Linked DNA regions of Homo sapiens: region 2 is linked to region 1. The links are chromatin loops, found by intact Hi-C in ENCODE. Cell type or tissue: MCF 10A. All regions are shown on one strand. Each heading gives the region's core, and the rest is flanking DNA. Links, peaks and the distances in the headings are about the cores only.

Evidence for each region. Hi-C counts contacts between places; a loop is a spot of excess contacts. Peaks named below come from ENCODE experiments on the same cell type or tissue, not always from the same donor. Only the 100,000 strongest peaks of a DNase experiment are listed, where the experiment ranks them.
Region 2: it touches region 1 in a loop (8-fold over the local background); 3 of 110 quality-filtered maps call a loop at or near these places.

Annotation. Positions count from the first base shown.
Region 1 is chr13:28,632,249-28,640,438 of GRCh38, reverse strand. No RefSeq gene overlaps it. Among named protein-coding and RNA genes, the nearest start is that of POMP, 23 kb to the left of the region's middle. In MCF 10A, for the core only: a CTCF peak has its summit at 3,548; a DNase peak (open chromatin) is centred at 3,538.
Region 2 is chr13:28,792,559-28,800,748 of GRCh38, reverse strand. No RefSeq gene overlaps it. Among named protein-coding and RNA genes, the nearest start is that of MTUS2, 24 kb to the left of the region's middle. In MCF 10A, for the core only: a CTCF peak has its summit at 3,904 (motif pointing right); a DNase peak (open chromatin) is centred at 3,928.

The sequences.
Region 1 (8,190 bases), core at 1,509-5,508:
CTAAATAAATCACTATTCCTGTTTTCTGACTCCTCCCTTAGAAAGTAGTGGTCTCCTACTGTGATTTTTTTTTTTTTTTTTTGAAATGGAGTCTCGCTCTGTCACCCAGGCTGGAGTGCAATGGTGCAATCTCGGCTCACTGCAACCCCCACCTCCGGGCTCAAGCCATTCTTCTGCCTCGGCCTCTCGAGTAGCCGGGACTACAGGCATGCGCCACCACACCAGCTAATTTTTGTATTTTTAGTAGAGACAGGGTTTCACCATATTGGCCAGACTGGTTTCAAACTCCTGACCTCAAGTGATTCGCCCATCTCAGCCTCCCAAAGTGCTGGGATTACAGGCATGAGCCACTGCCTCCAGCCCTCTGATACTTTAAAATCTTTTATTATCTCAAATACACATGCACTACCTTTCCCACCATTCTTATGAGCATGTAATTATGGAATGCTACTCAAGAATCACAAGCAATTATTGATAGCAAAATTATGAAACAATTTTTAAAACAACAACAATTGAGCTACCTCATGTCACCACTCTGCCATACTGCCTCCCATTAAAGTAAATTAAGCAAAACAAAATAATTTGCTGGTTCAATACAATCCAAAGCCATGATCTGGGGATCTGGGGAGTATCTGGTATTTTAGAATCTTTGCATTACCCAACCATGAGAGGTTTTTGGGTTTTTCTGGTAAGATTTCCTGAAATCATGGAATATCATTTATCACGCACTGTAATTTCCTTTAGCCGGATTTCATTAGAGTCTTAAAGAATGATAGGTTCTGCATGCATATTTTGTCATTTCTATATGGATGAGGGTCACTCTGTTTCATGACCTTCTTCCATCTTTTGCCCTCACAACATGAGCTGTAGACTGCTTACAAACATGCATGCTGGTGAGAACAGCCATGTAATCCCATGAGCTGATAACAGAAAGGAAGCGAGTTGAAAAGAGAAGTGGTGTTTGATTTCCCTCAACTGCTGCAGAAAGTCTTTTAGGTTCCTTGTAATTGATTTAAGGACTTGGACATATGTCCTTTTTTATTATAACAAGTTATTATTTGATGGATTCTATCTGAGTCCTGTGCCGAGCTCCTTACACATGTTCAATCCTCACAACAACCTTTCAAGTGAAGGACTACTAATATTTGCCATTTTGCAAATGAGCAAATTAGGCTTACAAAGCTTCATTAATCTGCTCAGATCACATAAGTAAGTGAGAGTCAGTTTATCTGATTCTAGAGCTCAAGCTCTTAAAAACTTTACTATACTGCCTGGGTAGAGAACCCACAAACGATGAGGTGAAAACAAAACAAAAACCAGAAATCATGATCTAGCCATGTGCAAAATAAATATTTGTTGAAGTTTTTATAAAAAACAGCAAACATTTTGAAGCTATTTCGAGGTAGCACAAGACAAGAACTGTTATTTCTCTTTGCAGGACTATATAGGGCCCATATGATAGCTGTAGATGGAAATGACCAGATATTACATCATCCAAAGTTGCTTTGCTTTATGCAAACAGCCCCGTAAAGAAAGGGACCACCATTATACAAACCCATCTCTTATAGGCCACTGCAGATTAGATTGGACTGAGGGTACATTTTCATCTTGTCCTATTCTGACATAGCAGTCCATCACTGACTTAATTAATATCACTGACTTTAAAAAAAAAAAAAACCCAAATCTGGAAATATTTAGAGGGAAAGAGAGCTTTTATTCTTGAAAAGCCTGTTTCTTCTCTTCTTTATTAAAGGTGGCATTAAAATCAGCTTAAGCCTGGGTGTGGTGGCTCATGCCTGTAATCCCAGCACTTTGGGAGGCCAAGGCAGGGGGACTGCTTGAGGCCAAGAGTTTGAGACTAGCCTGATCAACATAGTGAGACCCTGTCTCTACAAAAAATTAAAACAAACAAATCCCACTCAACATGAGAGGGGGTGGAACTTGGTAGCACTGGCACTCAGTATAATTCATTCCCGCTCAGTGCTGCACTAATTACTTACTACCCGTACACAGAATAAGGCAAAACCCAAGGTAGTGTCTATTTCCCCTCTAATTTTAAGTAAGACTGAAAGACATGGTCAGAAATGCCATTGGCTTGAATCCTATACTATCTTTAATCAAATGTCAGCATTCCATTTTTCTAAATGCGCAGTCAATGTTTTTAGTATCAATAAGCAAGTTTCCCACTCTATGAATGAGGTAGAGGAAGCCTTTATCTAGGTGGGGGTGGGGCAACAAAAATGCCTAGGCTCCTTCAATAGCAATCTGAATCCCCTAAAGTGAAAGTACTTGCTATTTGTCTTTAGCAAATAAAACAAACAGCAATCTTTTGATCTTTAGGAAGCCCTTTCTTGTTAAGGTAACATTCTGTCTGACTTTTATGTTTCAGCATTCATTGTATATTTAATTATTTTAAAAAGTTTTGTTTTAAACTATTAAACTTTTTCAGCATTTAAGATAAACATGGACATGCTTTGTTAAAGACCAAAAATAAGTTTCACACGAAACTGCAAAGTGTAGCAAAGATAATACCACATGAGGTCGGTATGTTCCAAAACATGATTCTCAGGGGACCCCCCTCTGAACACACTGCTTCATTAGAATTCTTGTTCTGAAAAGCTTCAGGAAGCCCCTGACTCTAACCCACCCTTTCCTGAAACTGGTGAAAGTATGAAAAAAAAAAAAAAAAAAGGAATTAACAGTAAAGTGGAAAAAGAAGCAGAATCTCAAATCAAGGAGGCGTGTTTTGTCTGTATTCAGACTGCTACTATTTTCAAAAATATATTGATGCTAACCTTGTCATAGCTTAATTAATTAATTTATTTATTTATTTATTTTGAGACAAGGTCTCACTCTGTTGTCCAAGCTGTAGTGCAGTGGTACAATCATGGCTTACTGCAACCTTGAATTCCTAGGCTCAAGTGATCCTCCCGCCTCAGCCTCCCAAGTAGCTGGGAATATAGGCATGTGCCTCCACACCCGGCTCATTTTTTTTTTTTTTTGTATTTTTTGTAAAGACATGATTTTGCCATGTTGCCCAGGCTGGTCTTGAACCCCTGGGCTCAAGCGACCCTCCTGCCTTAGCCTCCCAAAGTGTTGGGATTACAGGCGTGAGCCACCGTGCCCGGCCTAATTTTGTAATAGCTTTCAAACAGGAGCACACTGGGATAACAATTAGAAAAAATAAATAAATTTACATGTCTCCATGGGAATGCTATCAAACAACTGTTTTTAATATGAATTGAGAAAAATGAGTAGATCCTGTTTTTATATTGAAAATATCATCTCATTTCAGACTATTGAACTTTGGTTGTGATCTTTTATAAATACGGGTTTCCTTTTGGAAACATCAAAATAAAGATAGAAACGGGTTTCCCTTGGTGATTCATTTTTCAGGTGTATTCCTCAGATGCTCATTTGTTCTTCCGTTTTATTCTTTCTTTCTATTCTAGTACATTTCCTCTTTCTGCGGTTGGGAGAGTCACCTGCCCTGGTGGTTTTGAAATGCTCCTGCAGTTCTTGGAGCAGACAGTGGGTGGTGATAAGAAGCCATGCCTCCAAGCCAGCCATTCTTTCTGGAAGTTCCAGGTCAGAATCGTGAGTGGTCTGATGTAATGGGACAGGGGGCGAATGCTGCCTAGCAGAGAAAGACAGGCTGAAAATCAGAAAACGTGACTGTACTCCTCCCTCAGCTACCCACATTTATGACGAGGACCCAGCTTCTTTACTTTCTAATGGAAAACAGTTCTACCGCAGTTCAGCAATACCACCCCAATTGGAGGAATCAAATCTTTAGACCCAGTGCCAAAAGATTTGACCTACTCAATGCCTATGACGTTACAACTCCTATCATGGCAGTGTTGTCTGCTAAAACTAAACGAAAATGCACGTATGTGAATTCAACAAAATTCAAACAGTGGTTTTAAAAAGTATAGAATTACAAGAGTCCTTTTACAGATTCAATTCTAGCCTTAGATTCCTGCAAGGAAATATTTTCCAAAGGGAATAAAGAAATAGAAACGTTTTCTAGGTTTTCTTTAAGAGAACACTTAGAAAATGGATTACCCAAATATGTAAATGGAGCTATAACTATGGCATTTAACCCAGAGTGCAATGTGATAAGCCATCAGAAAGGAATGCAATCTGGGTTCACTGGAATGATGTGAGGTTTATTAGTTATCCTTTCCCAGGACCAAAAATTAGCAATTGGTTTGGCCTAAATGAAATTGTTGCTATTTGAACAGGATTGTGGGAATAAGAAAAACCTTAGAAAGCTACAAATTTCATCACCTCATGGTTCTGACATTGGGCCATTGCACAGTCTGTGAAAAGTAGCAGTAAAAGCAAATGAATTCAAAGCTAAATCTTAAAAAAAAAACACCAAGTAGAATTATATAATCTTGGAATTAGAGATCCTGTGCTCTGACCTCTCTCCAAAAGCAAAAATCCCTAGAAGAACTTCTCTAAAAGATGACCTTCTAGGCATTTTCTGAAACACTTTGAGTAAAGAAGTTCTAACGACTTTTTAGAATACTTCGTTCCATTCTTGAACTCTCAATTTCAGCATTTTTAAAAACTACGGTACAGACCCTGAGATATATAGAATTATTCTTGGAGGTACAAGAGTTTCATACAAGATCTAGAAATAGTTGTCTTTTCATGTGGACAATAATCTAAAAAGAACTAATACATAAGAACTTTATGGTGACCACTTTCTTAAAAATTAGTAGACTTCTTCTTTTCCTGAGCGGTTTTAGGTTTACAGAGACATTGAACAAAAAGCACAGAGAATTCTCATATACCCCCTGGCCCTCCATCCCTAATTTCCTCTCCCCCACACTTTTTTTTTTCCTTTTTAGACATGAGGTCTTAACACGTTGCCTAGGCTGGAGTGCAGTGGCAGTTCACACTCCAGCCTCAAATTCCTGGGCTTAAGCAATCCTCCTGCCTCAGCCTCCTGAGTAACTAGGACTACAGGTGCACGCTACTATGCCTGGCTTCCAATTTCTTCTACTTTTAGCATCTGACATTAGTGTTGTACATTTGTCACAATTGGTGAGCCAAAATTGATACAACATCATTAACTAAAGTTCAGCCTTCCCATTAGGGTTCACCCTGATTGTATTTTCTATGAGTTTTGGCGAATGTAGTAATCACTTTTTATCTGAGGGCTACCAGAAGGTATCTTTCAGTGCTCATTTTTGTTTATGTGTTAGGAGAGTAGATCCACTTTAATTGGGAGTGAATTAAAAAAGAACAGAATTGGTCCTAATAGGTAACCATGATGTCAATTTTAGTGAAGGAAAGTAACCTTATAGCATACTTCATAAATGAAGATTTCTCTATGGTTCAGAAAAAGAAATGTGTTTGGTTTGTGTTATCACAATTCACACGGCGGTCTACAACTGCCCAAGGCAAAAGCCATCGATACCATATTCATGCTCTGAATGACGATTTTGCTTCAGCAAAACATCATCTCTCCCATTAAAAGAAGGTTGTTTATTTAAATATTGTTGACATTGTAGCTTTGCTTGTCTTTAATGTATACATTTATACATTCAGTTTACAAACTTAATTTGTAAATGTGTATAACTGTAAGCATAAGAACTTTATACCTAGTTGTATGTTTGTCCATAACTAAGAACTGTTATAGAAAAACAATTCGTAAACCCTGGAAATTTGCGAGAATTTTTTCTATTAGGGAGTCTGTACATGACTCAGGTTTAAGAAACAGTGTCCTAAGCGTTAGACAGTTTTCCCCCTATTTGGGGTACAATACTGCCTCCCTGTAATTTGCACACACTTATCCTGGCTCTGCCCTCTGAAATCTAATCCTTCTTCTATACAAAGCCCTCTAAAGAGTATTTGAATGTAACAATTGCTCAGTTTGGAGCTTTCTCTTTTACATTTTAAAGGGATGAAACAGATTAATATAGGTTGAATTATGTATAATTTTCTGGAGACTGGTTATAACCCTTCCTTCCTCCTTTTCCACTAATTGTTACACACCAGGGTATTGAGAGCTGAGGGTAAGGTTTGCTTCTCTAACTTACCAACCCACCCCAAAACGGAAACAAGGTCAGCCTGGCCTGATTTGCACTTAGTGAATTCACGTTGACTCTTCAGTCTTCTTGGATTTCTTTTCTGAACGTCCACAGTCATGTTCAGGAGAGGTTGAGCTGAAGAGTTTATAGTTTCTGTAATACAGCCCTCTCCCATTTGAAACCTGGGAGAATGTTTTCCTATAAGCAGTGTTCTGGAAACTGTCATCCTGTATGATTTCTCAAAGAGAACTGAGGGTGCGTTCTCGAGTAAATCCTCAGGGATTTTGTTCCAAGTACTATAGCTGGGGTTACTAGGGCCTCAGGTGAAACTGTATATATGAAATATGTATTTATATGTAAATGTATATATGTAAATATATGTATAGATTTATATAAATGTATATATAAATATATGTATATATGCAAATATATGTATATATTTATATAAATGTAAATATAAATGTACATATATTTATACAAATGTATATATAAATGTATGTATATTTATATAAATGCATATATAAATGTATGTATATTTATATAATGTATATGTAAATATATGTGCGTATTTATATAAATGTATATGTAAATATATGTGCGTATTTATATAAATGTATATGTAAATACATGTGCATATTTATATAAATGTATATGTAAATACATGTGCATATTTATATAAATGTATATATAAATATATGTGTATATTTATATAAATGTATATATGTGTATATTTATATAAATGTATATATAAATGTGTATATATAAATGTATATATAAATATGTGTATTTATATATACACATATATTTATACAAATATATACATATATTTATATATAAACACATGAAATATATATTGTTTGTTTATTTGTTTACTTGTTTGTTTACAAGCTACTTACTCTACGGTAGTGGTGCTGGCTGGTACTCTATGAGTGGTGCTGGCTGGGGAGGACTGTGTCCCTAATAACAAAAAGGGCGTGGTGGCTCGTGCCTGTAATCCAGCTACTCAGGAGGCTGAGGCGGGAGGATCCCGTGAGGCCAGGAGGTCAAGGCCAAGTGTGAGGAACCTAACGACCCAGTCTCTAATAAATACATAAATAAAAATAACAGAGTTAAGGAGTCCTTGCCTGGAATCTCTGATGCTCCAGTTGAGGATGCAGCTTTCAGAGTTGAGGCCAAAGTATGTGACAGCTAAAGGTCCCGTGGAATTGGGAGAGGGGTGAGCTGATCACTAAAACAGAAAATAAAAATGCTCTGTCAAGAGAACCCGTATTTCTAGCCTGGAAGTTTACAGTGTGTGTTAGGCCCAAAAATAAGGATCAAAGGTAAAGACTAAAGAAACGAAAGTCAGTGACTTGAAGAGTTGAGAGCAGGTTGGGGTGAGGTTTGAGGAAATGTTTCTTCAAGTAAGAAGCTAGGGACTGAGTACGTGGAAGGAAAACCTGTCCTGGAGCACCGTTTAATATGGGGCACCCGGCAGAGGGTGAAGGGTGTATGGGGGGCGTATGCATGTGTGCGTGCACAACACAGAGTGGAAATGGAGGGAAAGCAATTTGCACATAAACTAACACTATACAATCTAGCCTTAAAAGAGGAGGAAAGGCCGGGTGCGATGGCTCACGCCTATAATCCCAGCACTTGGGAGGCCAAGGCAGGTGGATCACCTGAGGTCAGAAGTTCGAGACCAGCCTGGCCCACATGGTGAAACCCTGTCTCTACTAAAAATGCAGAAAATTTAGCCAGGCATGGTGGTGGGCGCCTGCAGTCCCAGCTGCTCGCAAGGCTGAGGCAGGATAATTGCTTGAACCCAGGTGGTGGAGGTTGTGGTGAGCCGAGATCATGCCATTGCACTCCAGCCTGGGCAACAAGAGCGAAACTCTGTCTCAAAAAAAAAAAAAAAAAGAAAAGAAAAAAGAAAAAACCATTCTTACCTGCTACCTTTTCAGTAGTGTGACTTTGACTAATGTTTAGAATGAACGATGAGGCCCTTAAGGGGCAACTAGTAATTTTGATCATCCAAAGCCAGGAGGTCATTCCTGCTGCTCATGAGTAAGGCTATGTGAAAAAGCCAATGTCTCCCAAGGCCAGCCTTTGCTAATGCAGGGATAATGCTTAGATATGCTTTGGGTTACATGAAGACAAGCCTGCA
Region 2 (8,190 bases), core at 2,398-6,397, 160 kb before region 1:
TTTATGTCATTTTTTTTTTTTTTTTTTGAGACGGAGTCTCACTCTGTCACCCAGGCTGGAGTCCAGTGGTGCGATCTTGGCTCACTGCAACCTCTGCCTCCCAGGTTCAAGCGATTCTCCTGCCTCAGCCTCCTGAGTAGCTGGGATTACAGGTGCATGCCACCATGCCCGGCTAATTTTTGTATTTTTAGTAGAGACACAGCTTCACCATGTTGGTCAGGCTGGTCTTGAACTCCTAACCTCGTGATCCACTTGCCTCTGCCTCCCAAAGTGCTGGGATTACAGGCATGAGCCACCGTGCCCAGCCTATGTCATTTTTAAAGAAGTCTTCAAAATATAATACATATGAAAGCCCTAAAATTAATCCTATTTCTAATTGGAAAATGTTTAAATTGAAAACTCATTAAGATTATACAAGTAGTTGCCGTTTTAACTGACATGTTTGTTTTCATTTTTTTCTTTTTTCTTTTTTTTTTCTTTAGACAAGGTCTTGCTCTGTTACCCAGGCTGGAGTGCAGTGGAATAATCACAGCTCACTGTAGCCTTGAACTCCTGAGCTCAAGTGATCCTCCCACTTCAGCCTCCAGTGTAACCAGCAGACTTCATGCCCAGCTAATTTATTATTATTATTATTATTATTTTGTAGAGACAGTGTCTCACTTTGTTGCCCAGGCTGGTCTTGAACTCCTGGGGTCAAGTGATCCTCCTGCCTCAGCTTCCCAAAGTGTTGGGATTACAGGCATGAGCCGCTGCACCTGGCTTAAGTTTTTAATTAAATTAGCATGCCAATTCTTTTTTTTTTTTTTTTTTTTTTTTTTTTTTTTTTTTTTTTTTTTTTTTTGGTGATGGAGTCTCGCTCTGTCGCCCAGGCTGGAGTGCAGTGGCTCAGTCTTGGCTCACTGCAATCTCTGCCGCCCGGGTTCACGCCATTCTCCTGCCTCAGCCTCCCGAGTAGCTGGGACTACAGGTGCCTGCCACCACGCCGGGCTAATTTTTTTATATTTTTAGTAGAGACGGGGTTTCACCATGTTAGCCAGGATGGTCTCAATCTCCTGACCTCGTGATCTGCCCGCCTCAGCCTCCCAAAGTGCAACTATTCCAATTACATTGTGTTTAACCAAGTTGAAATTAAGCTTTCATTTGCTGCCCAATTTCTCTAGAGAATCTAAATTTACTAGAACCTCATAGTAATTCACATCTCTGTTACTTATTAGCCAAAATAATGAAGCTGCTTTCAAAAAAATTTACTATTTCCAGTTTCTAGATTATCTTATGAAATCTCTTGCCTGTACAATCTGGAATGGAAGAATATACACTTTGTTGTTAAAAGAACTAGAAACATGTCATGCAAATGGCTTCTCCATATTGAAGGTATGCTGGCATGGGTGAGTGTCCGTCAGGGGAGCCTTCCCCCATTCTCCCAGGTGGAATCTGTTGCTCTTCCTTCTGTAGTCCCGTAGCTGTGTGTGTGTAGAACTTGCATTGCAATGTACTTTTGTTTACATGTTTGTTCGTCCCCTTTGGCTGACCTCATGCCTTATTTATTTCCAGTTGTCTAATACCTATCTTGGTCCTTATCACATAGGAGATGCTCAATAAATATTGGCTGATTGATCAACTCATTGGATGGTTACACTGGTTGATGTTAAAGTGGGTGGCCTATTTGCTTAGCTTCTGTTCTCCAGAACAGTTAGACCAAGATCAATATATAATCCACTTCAACTGTTGTTGACATGGTCATTCTTTTTTTTTTTTTTTTTTTTCTGAGAGAGAGTCTTGCTCTGTAGCCCAGGCTGAAGTGCAGTGGTGTGATCTTGGCTCACTGCAACCTCCACCTCCCAGGTTCAAGTGATTCTCCTTCCTTAGCCTCCCGAGTAGCTGGAATTACAGGCACCCACCACCACACTTGGCTGACTTTTGTATTTTTGGTAGAGACAGGGTTTCGCCCTGTTGCCCAGGCTGGTCTTGAACTCCTGGGCTCAAGCAATCCGCCTGCCTTGGCCTCCCAAAGTGCTGGGATTACAGGCGTGAGTCACCACTCCTGGCCAAAATGGTCATTCTTTTATATCTCTCAATCTAGATAATTTTTGGAGGACCCAAACACCACATAGGAGATAAGAAAGGGGGAATTTTAAAGGATCATCCCCACTTCCTAAAGCTAAGTTATTCTAGCAATTTAATAAATTGGATTAGGGTAGGAAACATGGAGTCCAAGTCCAGCTCTTCCCCTGAACACCTGCTTAGGGCTTTAGTTCTCTACAAAACTAACCAGGGTTAGAATCATTCATTAGGCAACCACATTGCACAGTGGAAAAACAGGGGTTTTTGGAGTCAGGTGGATCTGGCATTGAGGGCAAAATATCAGTTTCTAGCTTAACAACCTAGGGCACATTATTTAAATTCACTGATTGTCAGTTTTCTACGGGAAATACAATATCTGCCTTGCAATGTTGCTAAATGAGACAAAATGTATGAAGCGCATGCCACTGTGCTTAGCACACAGTAGAGTCTAGACAGGGACTTCCGTGGTGTAAATCACACTCCTGTGCTTATACACAGAGGAAGCTCATCTTTCATCAGTTTTTTTTAGGCAGGGTCTCCCTGTGTTGCCCAGGCTGCAGTGCAGTGGCACAATCACAGCTCACTGCAGCCTTAATCTCAGTGGGCTCAGGTGATCCTCCCACTCACCCTCCTGAGTAGTTGGGACTACAGGCACACACTACCATGCCCAGCTAATTTTTGTATTTTTTTGTAGAGATGGAGTTTCACCATGTTTCCCAGGCTGGTCTCAAACTCCAGAGGTTCAAGTCATCCACTTGCCTCAGCCTCCCAAAATGCTGGGATCACAGGCATGAGCCACTGCCTGGCCATCTTTCAGTTTTTACTTATGCTTTACAATTTCTCTCTCTCTCTCTCTCTCTCTCTCTCTCACACACACACACACACACACACACACACACACACACAGAGTGAAATAGGGAAAAGACAGCAAAAGTCCACCAGGTTTAACAGAGTATTTTCCTATGGTTTTGGTACCATCATTGCCAGAAAAGAAAGGTTATCATAGAGTCCGTGATTTAATGGTTAAATATAAAATTCTTTATGCCTTAAAATCATTAAAGTACTATTTCTCAGGTAATTCTCCCTATGTCCAATAAAATTAAAAGTCACCACATGTTGAGAACTTGGAAATGGGAGTGATTACATTTTTTTTTTTTTTTTTTTTGAGACAGAGTCTCACTCTGTCGACAAGGCTGGAGTGCAGTGGTGCTGTCTTGGCTCACTGCAAGCTCCGCCTCCCGGGCTCATGCCATTCTCCTGCCTCAGCCTCCCGAGTAGCTGGGACTACAGGCGCCCACCACCACGCCTGGCTAATTTTTTTGTATTTTTAGTAGAGACGGTGTTTCACCGTGTTAGCCAGGATGGTCTCGATCTCCTGACCTCGTGATCCGCCCGCCTCAGCCTCCCAAAGTGTTGGGATTACAGGCGTGAGCCACCGCACCTGGCCTGATTACATTATTTAAGCCCTGAACAAAAGTACCATTAAGGTGTAGGCCCATTCCAATAACTTTTAAAGATTATGAAGAATACTTCACACACAGTAAGCAAGGTTATATGATGGCACAATTCAACAGTGGAACCAACTGCTCAACATGTTGTGTTTCTGCTGTACTTTACATGGTAGATCTGGATACTAAAGTTTGTGACTGCTTGGTTTTAAGCAAAAGTCACCTGCTTACAAGGTAATTCACTTTAGAACTGGCTATTCAAATCTGCAGCAGCCTTCAAAAGTGCAGATGGAGAAAACTGATGCTCAAACCATTGTCTCAAATTGGGTTTTGAAACTGGAATAGGGAGCATTTTCTTCACAGATTTTGAGGTAGAGCTAATTCCTGGTTTGCCCAGCAGAGGGCAACAGCCCCCACGGGAAAGTGCAAGAGTGTTCACCCGCTTTAAAAGCCATCTTCCCAGCTACTCGGGAGGCTGAGGCAGGAGAATGGCGTGAACCCGGGAGGCGGAGCTTGCAGTGAGCCGAGATCGCGCCACTGCGCTCTAGCCTGGGCGACAGAGGGAGACTCCGTCTCAAAAAAAAAAAAAAAAAAAGCCAACTTCACCGGAGGTCCACGGAGAGAAAGCGGCGGCCAAGGGGTGGGTGACATCATTCCTGGTCAAGAAGATCACCCAGGGACAAGCATAAAATGGAAATGCGGGTCCCTTGTTAAAAAAGAGAAAAAAAGCGTTTCTTCTGCAGTCTCTCTCAGTTGACCTGTCCAGATGTTTTGTTTGCTATTTAATGTCACACTCCCTCACGCACAGAGATGCTGGCAGGCTGGGGACAGACCCTTAGGGCACCAAGGGCCCGCCCTGTGGTTAGGCGTGCAGAGGGTCATGCCTGGCCCTGCCCCCACCCTGCCCTGCCCGTCTGGTGGAGGGCGGCAGGGGCACCGTGTCGGGCCTCTCAGGATGAAGGGCAGCAGCAGTTCTGAGCAGGAGCAGGAGCAGGAACAGGTGACCCAGACCCAAGTCCGCGAGGTGGGGAGGAGGCAGGAGGCAGGACCGCACAGGAGCCGAGCCTCCAGGCCCTGGGGAACAAGCCCCATTGTCCCGGACTTCACTTACAGAACAAAAGGAAGGATAACTGTGTTGAGAATTTCAAGATGGTGTCCATGGAGCCTTGAAGCCCAAGTTGGGGGGCCCCTAAGAGCGTGGGGCCCTGCCGGCGTACCTCGCCACACACCTGTCCAGAGGGTTGGTTACTCTCTGAGCCTAACCAACGCCAACCAGCTGGTACACCTAAGCCCAGACTGTGCTGTCACCTGCCTGCTTTCTAGTTCCTGGAAGAGAAGGGGTTGTTACACCCCGGGATGCTCACTACCATCAGGAACAGAATCTCCTCTCTGCCTGCTGGCTCTGGCTATATTGATCTCCACCACGTTCCTGGAACACCCAAGCTTGCTCTCCCATAGGGCCCTTAACTGTGTGCTTCCCTGGACTGCTCCTTCCCAGAGACTATGAGGACCCCTCCTTCCCTTCATTCAGATCAGGGACGCTTTCTCCAGCTAAAATAGCAACCCCCTCCAGGCACATCTCACCCTTTAACCAGCTTTATTTTTCCTCATATCGCATATCATCCGTTCCTGATGTCTTGTGTATTTATTTGATTGCTTTTGGTCTATCTGCTCTGACTGGACAGTCTGGCAAGGCACCTTAGCTCATGCCTGTAATCCCAGCATTTTGGGAGGCCAAGGCAAGAGGATCGCTTGAGGCCAGGAGTTCCAGATCAGCCTGGTCAACATAGCAAGATCTTGCCTCTACAAAAATACTACTACTACTAATAATAGACTGTCCATGGGAGCAGGATTTGTGGGGGAGTTTTTTTGTTCATGACTATCTGCAGCTCCTAGAACCACTGCTAGTATGTGTAAACACTCAAATGTTGAAGTGAGAATAAATGTCTTGATAACCTACTGGCTGATGGCAAGGTGCCTACTAATGAGACCAAGGAAGAACCAGGACAGGGTTGCTACCAAGCAGGACTTAAGTAAGTAAGTCACTGAGTGGCTGGTACAGGAAAGAACTCTTTACTTGTTTGCAGATTTGCCCTAATAAAGAATGCCAGCTTCACATAGTATCTTTATATTTCCCATCTCCTAAGCTGTGATATTTTTATAACACCCTTAGAGAGTGACTTAATCATGCCATTTACAGGTAAAATACAGAAAGCCCAGAGAAGTAAAGATCTTACAGAACGTCACACAGCTCATAGTGGCAGAGCCAAAACTACAAGACCCAAGGCTCTTTTGAGTTTTATCCTGTGCTGTTTTCAGAGATCATTCTTTTCTGAACATGTGGTCTGCAACCTGAGCTTGTAGTTTTATATTCAAGGTCAGGAGGCAGCAGAAGAGACCTACTGTCTCTAGCAACTCTACTTAGTGGCCCAAGACCTTGGGAGTTTACTCAGCTTGTTTCCAGAGATCAGTCCGCTTTGCTTTGGTTTCAGTTCAGGGTTAGCATATCAATAATTCTTTATTAATAAGGCCAAGCATATAATGTTTCTTAGCAGTTGCATATCGAATATGGAGAGAAAACATAGGGAGTGTACTATGTATTGTGAAACATTGCACCAGACAAGCATATTCTAAGCCATGTGATTCTAAGCATTTGCTTCCTAAATGATCGTTGATCTCTGGCCGCTGAAGAGTTCATTGTCTATCTGTGAACAAGTCACTTGTTCCAGCCCATTACCGCAGCTAATTAGCCACAACTACATTTCACGTAAGGGTTGCCTTTGTGTTGAACTTTAATATTCAGCAGGAGAATAGACACTGCATCCCTTTAATTGTGTTTTCCTAATTAAATTCCAAATTCTAATTGTTTCTTCCCCTTGAAATGAAGATCTTAGATTTTATCGTCAAGTTCCTATGCTCAAGTTTTATTTTAACTGTTTTTAAAACCTTGCCACAACTAAGTAACCAAGTAGACTTTGCACCACAGATAACTTTTGGATACATGATTATCTAATAGTAGATGTATAATGATTACAAAAGGGACAAGAATAATACACTTCAGGGTCACTAGACAAAATGAAATGTATCCTCTCCTTGTCATGAACCACTGTTTCTCATTTCCTAATCTCTAAAATGGAAGAAATTCCATCTGACTTTTATTGACTTAAAAGGAGATTAAGAAGATTAATTTAACACTGTTAGAAAAAACAAAAATATTATAGTATACATTTTGGCAAGCAAAAGTACCATGTTAATAATATTATTATTTACAACATAGTTGCTTTATAACAGATTGGTAAAAATGAGAGGATTTGTAGAACACAGAATTTTGAAACTAGGAGAGACTCCAAAGGCGATCTGGTTCAAATTCATTTTACAGAAGCATAAACAAAAATTCAGAAATAACAAATTTTCAGTTTGAAATACCTATTTTAAAGTAATTTCTACAATGAAGTCTTTGACATAATAAAATTCTATAATAAATTAAATTTAAAGAGGGAATGAAGCTTACTATTTAACTTATTTAGAATACATGACAATAGTGAGACAGCTAATATTTCTTTCAGAGGCTCCAAAGTATTTAAAGCAGTTTCTTTACTCTTCATAGATAAAGTTTTCCAGATCCTTCTGATTACCTGATTGCCCTTGATATATTTCAATTTACCAATGTCTTTCTCAAAATTACTAAACTTAAATTCTCAATTCTATTCTCACCACTTTAGGGAACTATGGGTTTATCACCTTTTGCTTGCTTGAAACCCAGGTGAATTTAATTAATGCAAACCAAATCACACCCATTTTTTGAACACCTGCAAAAACTAAAACCCCTAAGCCTCTTCTATGTAAACTGCCTTAAAATCAGGGGACATCTGTCCTTTTTGACTGCTCAGTATCCATTTCTTCTTCTGCAACTGAGAAACAGTTTGGCTTTGGAAAATTACCACTCTCTCCACTGGAGATGGAGATGGAGAAACTGCTCATGCACATGGTATGTCTTACTCTGGCCAAGAGTCGGTTAAGTGACTGAAGCCAGACCAACCAACTGCTCACTCTTTCTCTTTCTGGCATCCTGACCCAGGAGGAAGTACTAGTAGGAGCTCATTGATTCCAGTGCGGTCCTAAAAAGAAAGTCAGTCACTTCTAGTTTCCTAGATGTTCAAAGTTATTCTGGTTTTGGAACTTCCAAATTTTGGTTCTTCAGCCTTTTCTTTGATTCTGTGAACAACTCTGTATCCTCCCAGTAAAATCCTTCTTTTGCCTTTTGTTAAAGCCAGTTTCTGTTGTTATTAAGTAAAATCTATACCTGGTACAACTGGCCTGATATTTTCTGGTATATTTGTTTTCTTGTCTGTTTTCTGCCTCTCACCCTTTTCTATCAGGAAAGGGATCTTGTCTGCCCTGTTTGTTGCTGGAACTCCAGAATCAAGAATTGTGTCTGTAACATGGGCAGTTCTCAAGAAATATATGTTGAATGAATGACTGATACCCAATTCCCTAAATAATACAGTTATCATCTGGGCCCAGTGGCTCATGCCTACAATCCCAACACTCAGAGGCTGAGGAGGGGGATTGCCTGAGCCCAGGAGTTCAAGACCAGCCTGGGTAACAAGTCAAGACCCTGACTCTATGAAAAAAAAAAATTTAATAATAGTAATAATAATCCAGTTGTCAATGCCAAGTA